2 separate regions of the Mus musculus genome follow, and region 1 is linked to region 2. The links are chromatin contacts, found by Hi-C or POLR2A ChIA-PET in ENCODE. All regions are on one chromosome and are shown on one strand. The core of a region is the stretch at or near the end of the contact, and the rest is flanking DNA. Distances in the headings are between cores, read along the strand shown.

Region 1 (7,600 bases), core at 1,171-3,670, 1.7 Mb before region 2:
TCTATGTGCAGGGCTGCTTCTGTAAACAGTGGGTGTTGGAAAATCGTGAACCATGGACAATAGAATTCTTCCTCTCAGAGTTCCAGAGCCTCCCTGCTCAAAGCTTACCTTACTCTCCAGGTCAGGATTGTTCTTGCATTCCTGGGGCTCAGAGTACTGCATCCAGGAAGCAGGCTACACTGTGGGTCTCAGTAAGGTCTACTGGTAGCTAGGTTGACAGAAGCCTTCTGTTAGGTCTCCTCATCCTTGGTTTCCCTCCAGTTGAGGGCCCAAAAGATCTCAAGGTGAGATTGCTCTACAGAGTTTAGGTGTGTCAGAGAAGGATAGACCTGAGGCCTTTCTGGCTGGCTGGAACCTATCCTGGAAGGCCCTGTGGCTCCCCCCACCCCCGTTGTGATTCCGCTCTGAAGACCAAAGAGTAGGCTGCATGGGCAGTGCATCCCAGATGCTTGCCACTCCTGGAAGCTGGGTGAGTGAGTCATCTGCTCTGCCAGCGTAGGGTCACCGGAAGAGCCACTTCCGGGCCCCACCGGCTTGTTGGGGTCTTAGGGTTTGATGAGTCAGGTTGCTTCATCTGTGCTGAGACCCACACTCGGGCCTGATTGCCTCCCTTGGATGGGGCACACGGTATGGGCAGGGTCTTCAGGTGGCTGACTTTCAATTAAGGGAATGAACCTCCATCCCATTAAAAAAAAGACACATGGCAGCTTCCAGTTTATCTGGTTCTTTTTCTGCTGCTGTCCAAACAATTCATATGTTTGTGCTGGCTTTAAAATTCTGTTCATATGTTGTCTTTATATCAGGCCATTTCAGTTCCTGGCACTGTTAAACAGGAGGGAAATCCAAATCACAGAGCAGTCGGCAAGGGAACGGGGATTCCACGGAGGCCACAGGCAGGCAGGCGGCTCCAGGCTGAGCCTGGCACTGAAAGTCTGGAAAGGGGGCACTAATGCAGTGTGGTGCCTGCTGGGCATAGCTGTGGGCAGGGAAGGCAAAAACCAAGACCAGCCTCTGGGTCTGGGGCCTCACTGCCTGCAGCCTCATGGGCGCTCATTGGCAGTGTTGGCTGGTGGTGCAGCTGACGAGCCACTGAGGGAAGGGTCCTTGGTGTATGTGGCATTACGGGTGAGCTGCACTTTGCTACGTGAAGACGGGCATTCGCATAGAGGTGACCGCTGGGAAAGCCCAGATGTGGGCGAGGCTTAGGTGACTTAGAGAAGGGAACTATGGGAGTGGGGGTGAGGGAAGAGTCTGGTGTTACCGGCTGTTCAGTACCTTGTAGGCTGCTTTTTCATCTGCTACCAGCCAGGAGTTTAAAGTTTGGGGGTGTAAAGATAGGGCACACCCCTGCTTCCTGAACGGCAGTTGTCAGTCAGGACAGGCTAGGTCAGGCTGCAGGGACACTGCAAGAGAAACACTGAAGGCCTAGCTCAGGCTCTTACAGAGTCCACTGTGGTTCCCTCCGCAGTATCCCCTTAACTGTGCACTGTGGTCACTTTAGACCAGATAATTCTGTCCTGCACATTATGGAGTCTGTCTTTTGGTTGCTTGTGGCACCACTCCCAGTTGGCAGCATCCCCTGCTCTTGTGGATGGCGTTTGGGGGAAACTGGTCTCAAACTCACAGTCCTTCTGCCTCAGCTTTCCAAATGCTGGGTGAGGGTCCACCTGGTAACTACCTTCTTTGCAGACTGGCCCAGGTCAGGAGGACTGGTGAGAGGGTCCAGTGGTCACAGCTGAATGCTGCTTTCTGAAATACATGCTGTATCTGTTCATGTGTCATTACCCAAGGCCAGGACTGTGCCCACGGCAGACCGAGGGAGGGGCCTTAGTGGTACTTAAGAGTCCAGGAAGAGGACTGCTGGTGTGGACAGCCACCATCTTGAACCTGGAGCTGTTCCTCTCCAAAGGAGGGGCCATCTCTGCTCTTTCTGCAAGTGTTTAGCTCCCCAAGGGTGTACTCTCCCTGCAGTTCTGGGGAGGGGTCCAGCTGGAAGACAAGATTATGACTTTGAGTCTGCTCCAAACTGAACACATTTTACCAAGAAAAGTCCCCTAGGCACAGGCTTTTAATAACATTTAAATTATTAAGCTTTACCTTTTATTGTTACTTTCATGGTATTGTTGAAAGTAATGGATTTGCCCATAGCCTGGGCCCTCTGCCCCCAAGGACCCAGATGCTGACCCTGGCCTAGAACCTCAGTTCTGAGTGTCTGCTGTGACCGTGGTGTGGCCCTGCCTTGGGGTCACTTCAGCTTGTCTCTGGGAAGGACTTGGGAGACTGCCTGATGTTTCTTTCTCTCTGTCAAGGACACAATGGAGAAGTCTGCCTTCTCTCCAGCCCCTCCTCCCAGCTGCCCTTGCCCTTGCCCCGAGGCCTTGCTGAGGTCATCGTGTGGTGCTTTTGGATTCATTCTGTGCACACAAGTCCCCATTCTCCTTCTGGACATTGAAGTCCCCAGTCTCCTTCTGGACATTGTTCTCAGTGGAGTTGTGTACGGGACACAGGGTTCTGCCCCTCGAAGCTCTCTTGTGGCCTTGGTGTTGTTTCTCATGGAAATACAAAGCTTCCAGCCCGACTCTGTTTACTGCTGCATGCTGTTCCTTTGGTGGGGTGGCTTGCGGCCTGTCTGTGTCAATTCTGGCAAGTACCTCACTCTGCGCTTCAGCTGCAGCTGCCATCCCAGAGCCCGAAGCTTTCAAACGGTTGTGTGTCTGGATGATGAGGTGGGACGGTAGTCACTTGACAGCCAGCTCCCTGGTTTCTGTCCCCTCTCCCGTCTTTAATGTTCCCCTCTTGTCCCTTGTTTTTAAGGCTCGAGATTTCCTTTCTGAATTTTCTGATTAGGACAGAATTTCAGGAGTCTGCTCTTGGGGGGTCCCTGATGAAGAACCGAAGTGAGCCCTACAGGTTGATTTTTTTTTTTCCCTGAGGTGGAAGGGTTGCTATGGAGCCCCCTCCCCCCCCCCCCCCCCCCACCTACCCGCCTCTTCCCTATTATATGAAGGTGTCAGAGGCTCAAGAACTTTGCCCAGAGGCTGAAGACTTTTCTTGCCTACCTGGGGATCACGCCCAACTATGTCAGGCCAGTCAGTCTGGGAAAACACTCCCCTCCCTCTGAGCACCATCTTGCTTCTCCTTTGAGTAATACAGTAGTGACCAGGACCTTCTCCTTGTGGGGCTGCAGGTTGCGAGTGCCTGTGTAAGGAGAGGGGACTCTCAAAGTCTCTGTTGTCCTCCCTCTTCCTAGAGGTCTGAGCTGGATAAGGTGCCTGGGCCCCCGGGGAGCTCAGCTCTCTGTGAGATAACCGCCAGGCTTCCTCGCTTGCTCTATTGGATGCATCCCATCTGTTTTCAAAGTTAGAGACCCCCCCCCCCATTGCTGTTCAAGATTGGGGTGATTGGAAGCAACTACAGGTGGCTTAGCAGGAGAGAGCCACGTGCTGACATCATCTAGATATCAGCATATTTCCCCCCAGAGGGAAACTGGCCCCTCCAGGTGTGGGTGATGTGTGCCTTTTTGTCACCTGCTTTTTTTTCCCATCTATATGTTGATGTTTAAGAGTGCATCTTTGAGCAGCTAAAGGCTGTGTGACCTGCCTGGGACAGGCCCCCCTCACCTATGGAGCCAGCTTCAGTTTTCTTCTCTCTCCAGTTGGGCTTGGATGACCTGGGGGCAGATGATCCAGGTTCTCAGTGTGCAGAGGCTCCTCATGACTTTGTCCCCTTGCTGTAGGCACGGGTGGCCTGAGGCCTTGCTGGTGTGTGTCTGGCCTGTGCCTTGTGCAGTCATGGGAGCAGGTAGGTATTGCCTGCCATTCCTTCAGGAGGTGCAGGGAGATGAAATGACCCGAGAATCTCCAGTGGTGACAACCGTAGCATTCCCTCATTGGGTTCTTTGGGGCCACGTCCTTTTGGGACATAGGGTTAAAGGGTACGCTAGCCCTTGCTTTCTCCAGTTGACCCAGCTGGTTCTTGTGGCCCTCAGCCTGACTGTCTCCTCTGTCAGCCCCTCTGTTGGTCCTCAGGAAGCTGTTGCCCAGCAGCTAGTTGGCAAACATGTAAGAAGTGATGAGGGTGACCTCAGCTGAGGGGAGATCCTGCCTGCTTCCTGAGGCCTCGGGGATGCAGGCTGACATTTATTGTGCCCTCTGACTGCTGTGCCAGGCTTGGGAGCTAAGCTGCTTTTCCATATTTATAGCTCTACTGGACAGCAGCCCTTTATGAGCAGCTGTTGGCTGGTAGGCACCAGAAGTAGGCCTGGGCACAGTTTTTCATTTTACTCAGTTCCACCGTCTCAGGGTGCCCAAGTGAGTGAGTAAGTTGCAGGGCCCTGATCTTGCTCGGACCCAGCCTTTTCTTTCCAAGCATCTGCCCTTTCTTAGCAAAATATTCATATGGGCCATCTGAGGCTCTGTGGGTCTTGGTTTTGCTATTTCTCCCTGAGCGGCAGTAGTCTATACTTGAGAACTGGAAGAATGGAGGCATAGGATCATGGGTATATTGTGTGAGTGGGTGGGGGAAGGTTGGATGCTGTGTACACACCCTGGAGAGGACTGAGACAGCCCTGCGTGCTGGAGCCCACAGAGATGGTCCTGGCTCCGGCTTTCAGTAAGAAACTCGAGGCAGGTCGACGAGGAATAGAGCAGAGAGCCTTGGTGTGGTATGCTCCAGGAAGCTGTACACAGAACCCATGTGCTTAGACGGGCGTGAGCGAGACCAGGGTGATGGATACATGGTGGGAAGAAAGATGGAGGACACAAAGCCCAGGCTAATCCCACCGTGAGAGAAAACATATTTGTCTTTTTGAGTCTGGCTTATTTCATTTAGCACAGTGAACTTTAGTTCTGTTCACTCCCCTACAAATGCCATGGTCTCTTTTCTCTTCACAGCAGGATAGAATTCCACTGTATACATTTCTCTGTGCAGTCATTCATCTGTTGACAGAGCTGTAGGTTATTGGTCCCATCGCCTGCCTGCTGTGAATGGTGCAGCAGCAAACACGGTGCGCTGATGACTCCTTTAGGGATATGCCTGAGGACTAGGTAAGGGGAGGGAGAGGTGAGGTAGTGAGGGCGGCCGAGTGTGCGTGACGTGGGAACAGAAAGAGCAGACATGAGTGGGTGTAAGGACGTGTGTGCATAGAAATGCCACAGTGAAACTCACTTCTTTGTATGTTAAAAGTTCATAATAGTGGCTGGGTGGTGGTGGTGGGGGGTAGACCTTTAATACCAGAACTCAGGAGGCAGAGGCAGATGGATCTCTTGAGTTCTGAGTTTGAGGCCAGCCTGATCTACAGAGTTAGTTCTAGGATAGTTGGGGCTACACAAAGAAGCCCTGTCTCCAAACAAACAACCATAACAAAAACCACAAAAGCTGTATTGGTCAGACAGAGAAACAGTTAGTGGCAGGTATGGCGGTACACGCCTTTATGCCAGCACTCAGGAGGCAGAGGCAGGGGATATGGTTAGCTAGAGGTCATTGGATTAGCACAAATGGGAAAGTAGCTGGCCAGCGTGATTGGCTGAGGCGGAACCAGAAACCAGGACAGAGTGTTCAGGTTGAGATGAGAATCTTGGGGATCCACCTGTAATAGTTGAGACAAACAGGGGACTCTAGGGGCTGTCCAGGCCAGAGCTCTTACTGCCAAAGGCCTGTCTGCATCAGGGGCTGGAGGTGATAGTTGCTGCCAGCTCTACAGGGCACCAGCCAAGTTTCCCTGCGAATTGGCCATCTCTTCTAGGTTGTGAGGGGGAACTGGGGCACAGGGCCCATACACCTTGTCCTTGAAAGGGGGATCTTCTGAGCCTGCTGGCCGGAGAGGCCTGCCCTGAGCCGCCTGAGCCACCACCCTCCCTCATGCCGCTGTTCGTTCCAGGTCCTGCTTTCAGCGGACTGTAGTGGGTCGTCTGCAGAGGGCACCTGCCTGCTGCTGAAGTAACTCTTTTTCTTTTTGTTTTCTCTGCAGGAAGCGAGGGATAGAAGTCGTGCAGGTGAGTGAGACCACTTCTTCACATTGCCCTGTGCTGAGCTAAGCGTGCACTTTGTCTTTGGGAGAGTTTGGGCGTCTGACTGCTGTACATGGGCACCTGGATTGTGATACTCCCCCTCGCCTGGAGATCTGACATAGCTCCTGCCCCGCACTGGGTGCAGACTTGCTGCTGGCTGTTCCTGTTTGGAAAGTTACAGTGGGTGACGAGTAGGAAGGGCCAGGGGTCCCGGAGGTCAAGACACTCCTAACACAAGTTGTGTTAGGAAGGATGAAGGGACAGTCCTGCCTAGGTGACTGTGCTGTCACCCTGTCCTCTGTGCTCAGCCTTGAGCTCATTGGCTGGAAAGAAGGAGGGATGGATGGATAGAGGGAGGAGTGGTAGGTGGAAGAAGGGAAGGAGGGGGAGGGAAAAGCGAGTATGGATAGAATGAAGGCGGGAGAAGAGAGAGTGGAGAGACGGCCCTGAGATGGATATCCAGGCTCCAGCAGCGGCATCTCAGAACGGTTGGCACGTTTGGCCTGTCTGTGAGAGCTCGAGCCCGGGATTACCTGTGGATATTCTGGTAAGAGACACTGGCCCCCATTGGTTATGTCTTTCCACGGATGGTACAGTGGTAGATGTGAACTCAGATTAATAGACTCATAGTGAGGGGTAGGTTATGACATGTGCACCACAGCTGTGCCTGGTTTCCTGTGTCACCGTCCCTGCACAGGACGAACCTGACTGTGTACCAAGCTGTCCACACTTGGATTTACTCTGACGGCTGAGTCTTCATGCATCTGCAGAGGGCTGCCTGGGATTGGGACCAGGTCAAGGCTGAAGGCAGACATCTGGAGGAAGTTTCCAGAAAGCCTGCTAGGGCATACACCCTTCAGAGGTCTTCGTTGTTCAACTTCAGGAGGGCTCTACTTCGCAGCTGTAGGAAAGGGTTTCCCGATGCAGGCGTGCACATACCTGGCCAGCCCGAGAGCTTCCCGGTTCCCTGACTGGGGGTGGACAGGAGCCTTGGAGCCATTGTGTAGAGTGTGCCAGACAAAAGGGTTCTGAAATCTCTCAAGATGTGTCTGTTGTTCATTTGGATGACGGCTTGAGGGAGGAAGTGGTGTCTGGGCACGGAGTGAAGCCAAACTGAGCGCTTTCTACTCGGGCATCTAAAAATAAAGGCAACGGCAATGCCTGTCCCCACACCTCCTCCTGGCATCCAGGAGAGTCGAGAGAGCTTCAGATTGGAGGACACTGGGGGAGACTCTGCAGAAACTGGAAAGCAAATCACTTGGCTGGATTTTCAAAGTCGGTTCGGCTTTCGTTCACTCCATCCCAGGATGTGGGCTCCTGGAAGCTGGAAATAGGCAGGGTGCCGGTCACTGGGTGACACGTGAATGAGTTAGAGAGTTAGGGGTGTATGAGCCACCCCAGCATCCACCAGATCCTGATTATATGGGAAGAGGTATCTTTCTTGTAGAGATGTGGAAACTGAGGCTCAAGATGTTGTGGCCTTTCGGAGAGGTCAGCTGGTGGGTGGTGGGATTAGGGCTGAGTTTGGGTTGGCTTGTTTACAGCAGTGTGGTCTCCTTTCTGTGTTAACAGATGATCCACTTATAAGATAC
Region 2 (7,334 bases), core at 1,274-3,773:
CCCTTTTGTCTTGAGAGAATGGAAGGAGGGTGGGTTTTGTCACGTTCTCCCCTCAACCGGGTTCTCCTGGCCATTAGCTAGCTAGCCTAGGGGCCTCTGCCCGGCCTTCTTTAACTGGAACTAGTGTGATCCCAGTGCAGGTGTGTGACTTGGGAGCCTTGGCTTTATCTGGCCCCACCTCGTACTTCTGTGGGGTCAGGATGAAAGTCACTTCTCAGGCTGAGAGGAACCAGGACCGTGTGTGTGCTTTGGTTTTGGCCTTCTGTTTTCTATGGCTTCCGTCGTAATGAGAGAAGGCCCAGGCATACCTGCCACTCATCCTCCTGCTGCCTCAGCACCTTTGAGTGGTTCTGTCTGGCTGTGGCTGTGGCCCCTCCCTGGGAAGGCAATCTCTGGCTTCCAGGGGACAGCTGAGGGCTATTAATATCCGGGGAACTCCTTTTGATGGATCCCGAGGGAAGGGCTCACAGCTTGCTCCCCCAGTGTGCTTCTGAGTCATGGCCCACTGTTGGAACAGATCTGTCTTTATTTGGTGGAAGCGGCATGTGTTTGAGGGTTTCCATCCTTTTTTAGTCATTTTTAGTGTTCCGCATAAGCTGACAGCCTGCCATGTGCCGCCTTTCTTGTTTGTTTATCGGTTTGGGCTCCTACTGTGAACTGTTGAGCTAAGCAGCAGGCGCAGTTCCTCTCTGCTCTCACCTTTCGCTTGCTCTGCTTCTCCACTTCACACAGGAGGGCTAAGCTCAGCCACCATCCAGAGCTCTAGCCAGGCATATGCATAGCTTAAGACACACCTGAGCTCAGGCCAGGGTCAGTGTGAGGGCATTAGAGAGTGAACTATAGCAACCCAGAGCTACAGGGCCCAGCTCAGCCCTCTCTGTATAGGTAAGAGTTGTCTAAGACCACATATATGAGTTAATAATTCAGCCAGGGATAGGGTTGTAGCTCAGTGATAAAATGCTTACCTCATGGATTTGAAGGCCAGTGTTGGATTCCCGGCAACACACATGCATGCAAAGTGGAAGAGCAGAGCTTATCTGTGCGGCTCCACGTAACGGGGTCGACAGAAGTCTGGCTGTACGGCCTACGTTATGTGGAACTCCCTTGAATACCCCGTTTCTCACCCACTTCCTGTCTGAAAACAGTTGGGCTATTAACCCCTGTTCCTTAGTGTTTCTAAGGCTGTAGTAGTTGTTTATCAGTCTATTGTTAGAGCTGGGAGGGGTGATAGGTGTGTAGCTTATGGTTAGGTTGCTTTCATAGAGTGAGCGCAGGCTTCAGTCTATAGCACTCTCCAGTCAGACAGGACAGATGCCGCTAGCACACGCCTATAATCCCAGCCTTCGGGAGGTGAGGCAGGAGGTCCAGGAGTTCAAGGTCATCATTAACCACATGCAGACCTATCCCAAAAACTAAAAACACAAGCTTGGGAAGGGGCTTCAGTGACCCAGTGGGGTAGTACTCACCTCCAGCTTCTCTGAAGGATGCTTGGGAACAACGCCATTTCCCAGTGAGAGATCAGACAGTTCTCATGATCTAGGATACCAGCATTGCTTGAGACTTGCATCTAAATGGTTCTCTTTAAGAAGATTTTGGTAACTGGAATCTTCTAAGCCGCTCCTGTTTAGCACACAGGACACAGGACAACACCGCAATGGGCCACATGTGGCTTTCTTTGGTCCACCTCTTAGAGACCTGGAGACAGCATCGGCTGAGTCTAGACTTCATATCTCAACTCCAGTCCCTCAGGTTCCTTCCTTCCTTGCCTTGTTTCCTTTCCAGGCATCAGCCTGGACTCTTCCTGAAGCCGCATAAGTCCCTGTGGAAAGTCCCTAAGGTGGCTGCTGCTTAGCTTTGGTTTCTGTGGACATTCAGCCTAAGGAAGGCCAATGTGGCTTTGTTGCCTGGAGCCTCTATCAAGGCAGACTCTACGGTGTGCATCTGACTAGAAATGTGGGGCTCTAGGAAGAACTTTGGGGGTTGTAGCCCTCAGTGCCTTTCTGGGTTCAGTTATCTCTTATTATATAGTTCAGAGTAGGTTCTGCAGAGGCCATCTGACCTGAGCTAGTCCCTGGGGGATGGCGCTACAGCTTCAGGCATCCGCTGGGCCGGTCTGCAGGACTTGGTGAGCTGCACCCTGACTGGAGATGGAACATGTGGAGGTGTTAAAGCTGGAGCTGTGCACCTTCAAACCTGCTTTAAGCTGGGTGACAGACAGTTCCCTGGGAGCTTGCCTTAGGTGAGCACGCTCCGGGCTTGGATGCCATCTGGTGTAACCATGCTCAGTTCTAAGCCTCAACCAAGGGAGGTGGTTCCGAAGCGTCAGGGTCTAATTGGGTCTTTTCTGTGTTAGGCATTTTCAGAGCATCACCCTCTGCTTTGCCCCAGATAACTCTCCTCTGCCCTGATCCCTACTCATCCCTGCTGGTTGATTCTCCAATCTCCCCTCTGTAGAGTACTTGCCATGCCCCCAGCCAGCCAAGAGGTCCTGACTCAGAGCCTGAGCTGACAGACAGTAACACAGCACAGCCAAGAAATCCCTGCCAGCCGCGTGGAGTCGATGCCGTCCAGCAGCTCGTTCCACAGAGGAGCTGACGTTGCTTTGCAGATTTGACTCTGTGTTCAGACCCCGCCATTCACATCCTTTCTCCAGCAACCTTGTCATTCCTTTTGCTAAGGATGCGTAGGTCAGTCTAGTTAAAACACTTAGGATGCTATCCCTTAGTGCATATAGCAGTCACCACTGCTTCTGTTGATCTGAGGATGCTCAGAGGCGGTGCAGACATGGAGTTCTGGCTGCCATAGTTGACTTCAATTCTTGAGATAGGTGTAGACTGACAGCAGAGCCCTGGGGCAGTCCCAGGCATGAAGAGGAAGTATGCTGGCCCATAGAGAATGGGTGAGGTTTCCCTCCCACTTAAACAGTTGCATTGTGGGGAAAGTCCGAAATGTGTTAGTAACAAAACAACTGTGGAGGTTTGAGTGATAAATGTCACACATAGTTTTAGATAGACATTTGGTGCCTGGTGCCCGGTTGATGGTGCTGTTTGGGAAGGTTTAGGAGGCATGTCCTTCCTGGAGGAAGTCACTGGGGTCAGGCTTTGAAAACTTAGACTCAGGCCATTTCTAGTTGGCTCTCTCTGCTCCGTGTTTGTGGCTCACTATATGAGAGCCCCTAGCTGCCTGCTGCAGCCAATACACTTGCTGCCTGCTGCCATGCTGCCTGCTGCCTGCTGCCTGCTGACCTTGATAGACTCGTATCACTCTGAGAGCTGTGTTGGACATGGTGTCTTAGCACAGCAACAGAAGAGTAACACGCACACACAGCAGAGACAGAGAAAAAGAGATTGGCCCTTAGAAAGAGGCCTCTAGAGCATGGCCACAGAACAGTATGATGATTGAGCTGTGTGTACCTCAAAGTTGTGTGTGTGTGTGTGTGTGTGTGTGTGTGTGTGTGTGTATGCGCGGGCACACACGCATGCCTGTGGTTGTACATGCTGCCTCATTGGTTCAGACATGGATTAGCTTTTTAATTATAGCTTTGTCATACGAGAAACAAAGAGAGTAAGGCCAGTCATCGAAGAGCCCATTAAAAATTATGAAGCAGATGGCTTGGGTATTGTCCTCATTTCTCACTGATGAGAAATGAGGCCCTGGAGTGTGGAGAGGCTTGCCCTGGGCCATACCCAGAGAGGGGTGGGGGGGGGGAGGGAGGGAGGGAGGGAGTGTGTGTGTGTGTGTGTGTGTGTGTGTGTGTGTGTGTGTGTGTGAGAGTCAGAGTCTCACTGTGATGTCCTGGCTGACCTGGAACTCACAGAGGTCTATCTGCCTCCCAAGTGCTGGGACTAAAGAAAGGCCTGCACCATCTTGTATGGCCTGAATATCTGCATCGATTTCAGAACTCTGCCCTTCATTTTTCTCTGCACCATTTGGCTTCTGAAATAAAATTCCTGTGGTGACTTCTCTTAGAGGTGGAGATGTGCTGTAGGGAATAGTTCGTTCTCAGGACAGAATGAACTATCCATGCAGTAGGAGCAGAGTGTGGAAAGATAAGCTTGTAACCCTAGCACTTGGGCTGCAGGAAGATGGAGAATTCCAAGCTAGCCTTGTTTATGTAGTAAGACCCAGGAAGGTATAGCAGCCTCAGCGAGAAAGGGAAAGGGGTCTTACTACAGAGCTTGGGCTGGCCTGGAATTCTCCATCTTCCGGGTGGCTCTGCCACACTGTTGGAACTGGCAGGAATATGCATCATAGTCCTGATGCAGTGGAGGGAAGTGGAACCTAGGAGTTTATGTTGAAGTCACTCCCGGGTCAGGAGAACTGTGAATCTGGTAGGACATGAGAAAGCTCCCTGATGCCCTTTTTCTGGTTGCGAGCCGTGATTGGTGGACTCTAGGGAAGCTGCTAGCCTATGGAGTTTACATCCCACCTGCATTTCTAATAGTTTGGGTCCTACACCCCTGAGGACCCAGACTTCAAAGCAAGACCAGCCTGGGGTGCTATGTTATGTGAAAAGAAGTGTTAATGCGTTAATGCAGGTCCTTAGTGTGGTGCATTAAGAGGCACCTGGAGATCTGTGAGGCCAAGGCGGGGAGTAGGGAATATTGCATTAAATAACAGGAAAGGATGAAGTCTGTCATCTTCGGAAGATAGGAATTGTATTATGCTTTGATACTGAGTGGCTGGGGACCTAAGTGCCACCCCTCTCTATGGGCTTGAGGGACAGATTTAAGAGACTGCTGCCTAAGGAATGAAGCGAGTGAGGACCTCAAGACCAGAGTCCAGCATCTGGCTCTTTAGCCCCACCATGGCATGCCCAGTTCACCAGTTAGCCCTGTGTGATGGAATAGCTGTTTGGGTGTTAGGTGTTGGTGGAAGGATGGGTGAGCCATCCCGTCCTTCCGTGGCATGCTCTTGAGACTGACTGGATGGTCCTCGTGGCTTGGACTGTGAAGCCCTGATGTCTTGTTTCAGTCTTACCACTGTGCACTGGTCCCACTGGTCCCCAGATGTGATTGATGCCTTCCTTCATCCTGCCTCCCCAGGATTTGGTGTGCTGTGGTACCAGTGCACAGTGAGGTGCTCAGAAAGGCTGTCCCCTCTCTCACGCTAGGTGCAGAGTTGGCCTTTGTCAAGGAACCAGGGAGGTTGCCTTTTTGCCAGCTTTGTAACAGTCACCCCACTTACACAGATGCATTTATTTGTCTCACTGTGAGAAAAACTGCATCTTTTTGAAGCTATTGTGTTACTGTGCTGTGTGCTATCCATTGGAGAGTCAGGTTCTCTGTCCCAGCTTGCAGCGGACAATAAAATAGTTTATAACTTGCAGGAGCACTCCTGTCTTCCCCAGCACCTTGTTTCATCAAGAAGGAAGCTGTTCCCAGGGGTGTCTAGTTTCCCATCAGCCATTCACCAGGTCCTACACTATTCTTGAGCTGGGAGAACTGGTTTTGTCAAGTGACAGCTTGGTACAGTTTCCTCAGCCAGGAAGATGAGTAGCTAGCAAGTTGCGGCTGACAGAGGAGGCAGGCAGAGCCCCTGGCTGTCTTCTCTTCAACAGTGGGTCCTCTGCACTCCCGAATTCAAGCAGAATGAGGGAGGAGCCCTCCCCTTCCTGGACAGCAGGTTGGAAGCTCAGATCAAAGTCTACTTCAGCAGAAACCAAGCAAGTCACGCTTGGCAGATCAGATGGTGGCCCCCTGAGTTCCTAGCTGGACCTCTGACTGAAAGAGAGACACTTTGCCCTGGGGATGGGGGGAGGTAGGCACTGTAGCTGGGCCTGGAGGGATGACTCACTTGTAAGGAGTAGTTTGTAGGCAGAGAGGCAGAGGCCTGGACCTGGAGGATACTGGGAATGGGCCAACCTGGTCTGCTTAGTGAACTCCAGTGGTGAGTTCCAAGACTGTGGCTCAGTGTAGAATATTTCTTAGGCAGCACAGGCAGGGCCCTGGTTCAATCCTCTGTAGTACAAAAATACATCCTGAAGCCAGGCATAGTGACTCAGGCTTACTATCCCAGTAATCAAGAGCGAGAAGCAGGAGTTCAAGACCCCATCTCAAACAAAAACAGGTTGCAGAGATTGTTCAGCAAGTAAGAGCTTGTTGGGACAGCATAAGGACCTGCATTTAAATCCCCTGCAGCTACGTGAATAGCCTGATAGGTACACACATACCTGTAATTTGAGCACTGTGCGGGGAGACAGAAGGATTGTTAGAGCTTGCTGTCTGCTAGCCCTTGTCTCACCGGAATAAGATGGGGTTGACAGAGCAGGAAGCCTGGCCTTTGCATGCACATAGGGGCTAGCACACACACAACATACCTACTCACTCCGATCTCCACGCACACACCTGAATAAGATGGGGTTGACAGAGCAGGAAGCCTGGCCTTTGCATGCACATAGAGGCTAACACACACACAGACACACACACACAACATACCTACTCACTCCGATCTCCACGCACACACCTGAATAAAAGGGCTAAGGATATGCTCAGTGGTAGAACACTTGCCTGGGCTCTGTGACGCTTTGGGTTCAATTTCCAGTATCACAAACAAAAATAAGACAGAATAAAAAGTAAGAAGGTTTAGAGATGTGTGACTTGGTTGGTAGAGTGCTTGCCTGACCAGTGTGATGCCCCATGTTTGATCCCCAATAGGGAGCATGTGAGCTATGGTCCTGCCCTCACATTGTTGGTGGGAGGCAGATGAGTCTTCTTTGTCTCACTGCTGGCTGGTTCAGTGAGACTCACCATGGACTTGACTCAGCCTAGGGCATGAAGATGTACAAGTGTGCCTCAGGCTTTAGGTGCTCAGAACTTGGGGGACACACTGAGACAACAGCTTCTGAGGGCCTCCATTTGGGGAGCTCTTCAGGTTGTCATTTCTAACTGAGGAGGCTAACTTGGTGTACAGGTCATTTAGGGCAGGATTTATTGCGTGCCCACCTTTGTATGCTCTCCTACCTAGTGCTGTATTGTGGCCCCACCATGGTTACAGTCCCCCTAGAGACTTTCTAGGCCTGGGAGTAGCAAACAGGTTATGGAGTGGGGAGAGACAGAGACACAGAGAGACACAGACTGAGACAGTGTGTGTGTGTGTGTGTGTGTGTGTGTGTGTGTGTGTGCTTAGCTTTGTCTGGGTTCTGAGTCTTCCAGCATCATCTTGGGCTGTTGGCTGTGGAGGCAGGAGGACAGCCCTGGTGTCCATCCATGCATGAAGTGTAGTATCATTTTACAGATGAAGAAAATTGAAGCCCAGGGAAATTGTGCCTGTGTGCCCAGCTGAGGGCCTAGGGTCAGAACCCAGCGTTGCAGACTCTTGTTCCAGTACTCTTT

Evidence for each region. A loop is a pair of places that touch in the nucleus more often than their neighbours do. ChIA-PET counts read pairs that join two places held with the same protein, here RNA polymerase II (POLR2A).
Region 1: a map of T-helper 17 cell shows a loop between it and region 2 (3-fold over the local background). The contact joins two enhancer-like sites. A Hi-C loop is called at or near these places in 1 of 37 maps with a recorded cell type or tissue (T-helper 17 cell). POLR2A ChIA-PET finds 5 or more read pairs at or near these places in 1 of 5 experiments (Patski).

The regions. Positions count from the first base shown.
Region 1 is chr12:102,673,836-102,681,435 of GRCm38, reverse strand. It overlaps Itpk1 (inositol 1,3,4-triphosphate 5/6 kinase), which reads left to right. Exons shown (of 10, transcript NM_172584.3): 2 at 5,969-5,993. Among named protein-coding and RNA genes, the nearest start is that of Mir1936, 7.4 kb to the left of the region's middle. Within about 2 kb of position 2,420, at least 1 of the 3 ENCODE cell types and tissues checked has a DNase peak (open chromatin) inside an H3K27ac peak, as active enhancers do.
Region 2 is chr12:101,001,404-101,008,737 of GRCm38, reverse strand. The region is part of intron 3 of Ccdc88c (coiled-coil domain containing 88C); the gene reads left to right. The region is part of intron 4 of Gm36756 (predicted gene, 36756); the gene reads right to left. Among named protein-coding and RNA genes, the nearest start is that of Mir1190, 17 kb to the left of the region's middle. Within about 2 kb of position 2,523, at least 1 of the 3 ENCODE cell types and tissues checked has a DNase peak (open chromatin) inside an H3K27ac peak, as active enhancers do.